Regions from separate parts of the Homo sapiens genome. Here region 1 is linked to region 2. Evidence: read pairs that join two places in POLR2A ChIA-PET (ENCODE). Cell type or tissue: Caco-2. All regions are shown on one strand. Each heading gives the region's core, and the rest is flanking DNA. Links, peaks and the distances in the headings are about the cores only.

What was found. Peaks named below come from ENCODE experiments on the same cell type or tissue, not always from the same donor. Only the 100,000 strongest peaks of a DNase experiment are listed, where the experiment ranks them.
Region 1: POLR2A ChIA-PET joins it to region 2 with 9 read pairs; 2 of 35 experiments call an interaction of 5 or more read pairs at or near these places.

Annotation. Positions count from the first base shown.
Region 1 is chr4:169,255,202-169,258,119 of GRCh38, forward strand. The region is part of intron 2 of SH3RF1 (SH3 domain containing ring finger 1); the gene reads right to left. Among named protein-coding and RNA genes, the nearest start is that of SH3RF1, 14 kb to the right of the region's middle. In Caco-2, for the core only: no CTCF peak of the experiment used is centred there; no DNase peak of the experiment used is centred there.
Region 2 is chr4:169,333,256-169,336,173 of GRCh38, forward strand. No RefSeq gene overlaps it. Among named protein-coding and RNA genes, the nearest start is that of SH3RF1, 64 kb to the left of the region's middle. RefSeq lists an enhancer at 1,898-2,575. In Caco-2, for the core only: no CTCF peak of the experiment used is centred there; a DNase peak (open chromatin) is centred at 1,356.

The DNA.
Region 1 (2,918 bases), core at 326-2,825, 78 kb before region 2:
AACAGTACATGAATATTTTAGCTACAAAATCAGTACGTGAATATTTTAACTATAAATAGAAACTCCATTAAAAAATATATAAATTTATTGAAATTTGAAGCATAGCAAGGCTCTTCACTGTTGCAGCATTTGCAAAATGCATCAGTAAAGTACATAAATGCATTTGTTTATATCTGTTTATATATGTCACAATTTTTTTAAAAGGGAAATCAGCTGCTCTAGATATGAGCTATTAAAAAATAACCAAAACATGGAAAAACTGACCAGTAATAACTACTTAAGCCACATAATCTTAATGGTATGGAAGTGAGGGGAAGGGTGGGCAAGGTTGGGGAAGGGTAAGCAAAAATCAGTCACAAAGGAATAAAACACTACACACATGTGCATATGCATGGATACATACACACATACATACACACATACACACACACACACACACACACACACACACACACACACACAGAGTCCAGATAGATCAACTGACCCACCCATCCATCCATCTATCCAACAGTGCATTAAAACATCCATGTTTTAACAATGGGCATAATAATCTTTCCTAACATTACTTTTTTTTTTTCTTTTTGAGTCAAGAGTCTCGTTCTGTTGCCCAGGCTAGAGTGCAGTGGCGTGATCATGGCTCACTGCAGCCTCGACCTCCTGGATTCAAGCGTTCCTCCCCCCTCAGCTTCTGAAGTTGCTGAGAGAGCAGGCACGAGCCACCATGCCAAGCTAATTTTTTTGTTTTTGGTAAAGATGAGGTTTTGCTATGTTGCCCAGGCTGGTCTCAAATTCCTGGGCTCAAGCAATCCTTCCGCCTGAGCCATCCAAAGTTCTGAGACTATAGGCGTGAGCCACCATGCCTGGGCTCCTTAAATTTTAAAAATTAGGACTGCACTACAAAGCACATCTAGTTTCCCTTACGGAAAGTCTTAGGAGTCTAAGTCTTTAGTAATATGCTAAAGAAATAACTAAATTGAATTTTTTTAAAATTACTTGAGCTATTATTTTCCCCAATCACAGGGAAGGAGGCAGAGAAGGAAGAAAGGGAGGGAGGCAGGGAGGGAGAGAGAAAGGGAGAAGGGAGGAAGAAAGGGAGGAAGGGAAGGAGGAAGGAAGGGAGGGAGAAATAGAGGGAGGGAGGGAGTATAGATAATGTTGCTCTCCATTTCCTTTTACAGATGAGGCCCAGAGAAGCTGACTGACTCAACCAGTGTCACACTATAGTCGTAAAACCAGAACTATCTTATGTAGTCACTAATTTATGAACAGCTTGGGTATCTGAAGTTTAAGCCAGCTGTTTAAAACAGAACGAAATGTTCTATGGTATTAACATATAAGTGTTAATTAATTAAATTACCAGACTACATACACACCAATAGTCTGTTTTGTTTGTTTCTTTCCTTCTTTCTTTTAGAGACAAGGTCTCATTCTGTCACCCAGGCTGGAGTGCAGTGACAAGATCACAGCTCACTGCAGCCTCAAACTCCTGGGCTCAAGCGATCCTCCAGCCTCAGCCTCCTGAGGAGCTCGGACTACAGGTGCATGCCACCATGCCCAGCTAATTTAAAAAAAAAATTTAGAAGGGGGATGGGGATCCGACTATGTTGCTCAGGCTGGTCTCAAACTCCTGGCCACAACTGATCCTCCCACCTTGGCCTCCCAAAGCACTGGGATTACAGATGTGAGCCAATCCACTTGCCCCAGAGTTTATTTTACAATATAACTGTGATATGGTATTAAAAGTTCTAATTTCTAGAAAGAGGGAAAACTGAAGATACTAATGTTTACTGAGCATGTACTAGGTCTTGGGCATTTGAGATTCCTTATCTCATGTAATCCTCACAAACTTGGAAAGCAGCTCTTCATCATTCTACAAATGAAGAAATTAGGTAAGGAAGTAACTTGCCCAAGAGCCACACAGATAACAAGGAACAGAGGAAGTTCTGCCTGATAATAAATCTCCTGCTTTTCCTATTACCAGACACTTTCTGTCCAGCAGGAATCACAGAGCACACAAAAAAGGAACATTCAGAGGAAGAAATTAATTCCTCTGCATTTCCCCTGAACACTTTTGAAAAGTTCTGTACTCTCTGGCATCTCCCCTATGCTTAATGAATCCTGTTTTCTATATCCTGTGCTCATTCACACTGCTCTCAGCTAGGGTAAACTTATGGCCCTGTTCGCCTCAGACAGTCCTGACTTACTCCTGTTGACTCTGCAAAATTATCAACAACATCCTTTTCACTCTCAAAAATGTCCCAGGGTAGAGGATAAACGACATGGTCGCTCTGTCTAAACCCCTCACTACAGCTTCCCCCATCCAGGCTTGCCTGACCTCAAAGCAGCTCAGTTACCTGCCTCCCCGCTCTTTCAGCATAATAAATGCCCTGTCCATCAAAGTAGGGGTTCTCACATCAGTAAAAACTGAGAAAAGAAATATGGTTAGGTAATTCTAAATATGGTTCTAAAGTGCAGGACATTTTAATATGCAGACAATCTCTAATTGTTGGAATTTCAAGCAGTGTAACAACTTTAGATGAAGATAATAATCTGGCAGAACAGAGGTGGATAATTCTAGCAGATGAGATCTAGCAAGCAAACCAGCCCTATTTAGAGCTTAATCCAAAGTCAGGCTCCCTAAACTGTCCTTGCTTTTCTGCTCTACCTCACTTCTAAATCTAACAGTTCATCTGAAGGCTCCTGTGGCAGGCACAGTGTGGGCTTCTAAGGGAACATTAAAGGCAGATTACTGGTGTCAATGGGCAAATGTGAGAGCCACATGTCACCTCAATGCACCAAGATCATATCCAGGTGCCAATCTGAGTTTGTCCTAAATGTTTGATATCAAAGTTGGCTTTTGCTACGGTAATTACTTTTTAAATTTCAGGGCTACAAAAGAACTCAGATATCAGAAAAGC
Region 2 (2,918 bases), core at 179-2,678:
GTGTGACATAAGATATAAAAATTAATAGTAAGCTGGGCTTAAAGGGCCTGGCCTCCTTGAAGCTTTTAAGGGACTCAATTCCACAATACCCAGTGATATATGACAGTGGACTTAGCTTATGAAGTGCTTGCCCCAGACACCAGTGATCTGAAATTGTCCAAAACTCCAGAGAATGGCAGACTAAACACAGGCGAATTGTGTAATCAAGTGGCAAACTGCCCGAGCGATGATCTTTCTAGGTGTGAACACACCTAGCTTCACTGCCTTATCAGAGTTGGGCCTGCATAAACCTTTGCCGTTCTTTGTTAGATCTGGCTGGGATCTTTGCCCCCACACTCCCACTCTCCCCTTACCCAAAAGAGGCTTAGCCCTCCTCATTCCTTGTTCATCATTCTGCACAGGGTTGGGGGGAAGTGACACAGGCCTGTCCATTCTTAGTTCAGAAAGTGGTCCCCAAATGGTATGTGACCTCAGTTGGAATTTTATATACAAGCACTTGAAGGAACCACTTTCTCTAGAATCCAGAATTGGGACTGGGATGATGAAAGCCTGGAACTCTCTGATGCCTCCACCATAATGAAGACATCCATGTGTATTGGGAGAGAAGGAAGCTGACAGAGAAAAGCAGAGGCGAGAGAGAGAAAGAGAGAGAGAGAGGCAGAGGCTAAGAAAGAGAGAGGGGACACCTGCTGACATCTCTGGAGTTTCTTGAACTTTTGATATGTACTCCATTCCTGGACTTGATCATATGAGTCAGTACATTCATTTGAAATTGAACTATTTTGATTTGGGATTGTGTCTCTTAAGACTGAAGGAGTCTTAACAAATACAATGGCAACTGCTTTTGTTAACTGTCAATGTTGGTTGAGACTGGTTGGTTTGCCTCTCCATTTTAGAGATGTCAAAGGAAAATAAATCTTGGGACCCCAAAATCACTAAGCCAAGGGGAAAGTCAAGCTGGGAACTATGTCAGGCAAACCTGCCTCCCATGTTATTTTTAAATAAGACCGCTACAAAATAAAAAGCTACATATCTCCTTCACAATTTGGCCACAAGGAAATTCCTTCTGGACAAAGGACAGACAGAACTCAAAGTCATCCCTCTGAGTCTCACCTGAGACAAATGCTTATCTGAGTGCTTCCTCTGCCCTATTGTTTAGGTGAAAATGCAGATTCACTGAGCCAGACTAAATTGTGTATTCAGTGCAAAGCTGATCAAAGACTCAAAAGAATGCAACCTTTTGTCTCTTATCTCCTTATGACCACCTCAAGTTGTCCTGCCTTACTAGACCAACCCTATGTCTCCCTAGAATGTGTAAAAGCAAGCTGTACCCTGACCACCGTGCGTATACGTTGTCAGGCCCTCCTGAGGCTGTGTCACATGTGCGTCCTTAACCTTGGTAAAGTAAACTTTCGAAATTGATTGAGACCTGTCTCCAATACCTTTTGGTTTACAGAGGAGATTCATGATTCATGAACAGAGGCCTGTGTTGCTCCCATTGCCTCTGAGCCTCTCCAGAGGTCCCAATACATCCTCCCTCGCCCTCAGCCATGCTGCCTACAGGGAATGGAAGTCACAGAATGAATGTGTTAAGAGGAGACTCCTGCAGGTGGGTGGCAGGGTCTGTGGCTGAGAAGAGAATTCTACTACAGTGTGGAGTGCCCTTCTGGTTAGTTCTTCCTCCCCACCCTAAAGTGGGAAATATTTTCCCACTTCTTTATAGCCATCTTTTTTCTTCAATTCAAAAGGCAAAGTGTACATACATAGAAATTTATTTCTCAATTCAACCCACAAAGATGCAGTTTCCCAGAGTTTAGCATATAGCTTTCAGTCTATAATGTTGCCAATTGGTCTTCTGGGTCTCTCCATGAGTGATTTAATTAAAAAGAAAGGAAAGATGAATAGAGTACTGTTGGTTTGCAACAGTGACGATTTGGAAATTCCTGGGCAGGTACATTTCCACGGCATGGTAAGGATTCTGGGAAGAACAGCGCTTTGGCACTGCCTGTGCGGCCCAAGGCAGCTGGAAGGGGTCCTACAGATCCTGGGGAAAGGCACTAAAACAAGAAAAGGAGTGGGTGGTGCCAGAGACAAACTTCAACAGTTTCCTGACTTTGCCTACAGCCCGCCCTGACTGGTTTAGGCTTGTTAACGAAAACATTCTTCCTATTCCTTTCTCCTGCCTAGTTTTGAATGATGACAGTGCTGTAGATATGATGCCTTTATGACATTTAACCACAAATGGCACCAATTAGTCATCTCATAAAGCTCAACAGCGCCAGGACTATCCTTTATCTCAGCTCTCTGGGGCTGGGAGTGGGAGATCGGAGTAGAATATGTGTCTCTAGCCTGAAGAAAAGTTGTCAACAAATCAGTTCTTCATCTAATCTGAGGTGACAAGTGGGGTGATGTATTCCAGCTAAAGCATTCTTGGCTCCAGATGACTTTGTAAAGATAATAAAATGTGTTCATGTTCACATGTTCGTCAATGTCTCCAGTTCTGGCCTCGGCAGCTTTTCAGAGGCAAAAACTTCCCTCTTTTATTCCCTGTCCTAACTGATGAAAAGGTGAAGTGTTGTAATAGATCAATCTCTTTACAATCTATCTGCTTTTTGACCGATAATGCTGACATAATTTTAGGGAATTGTAAGAGAGGAGATAGCCTTAAATTAGGCATTTACAGGGGACGGAGAGAGAGGTAAAGTGGTACTTACAGCTTCACTGCAGGAGATTTAAGAACAATATCTGTCGATCACTGTGAAGAGTCTGAGATTTAACCTACATTCAATTTCACAAGTTAACCTGCCATAGTTCCATGGATGCTGGTAGAAGGTATGAGGCCCCTGGGGTTAGAGACAGAAGACAATTTATTACTCCCAGTAATAGCAATAGTCAAAGTATCAGCATATTTGCACTGG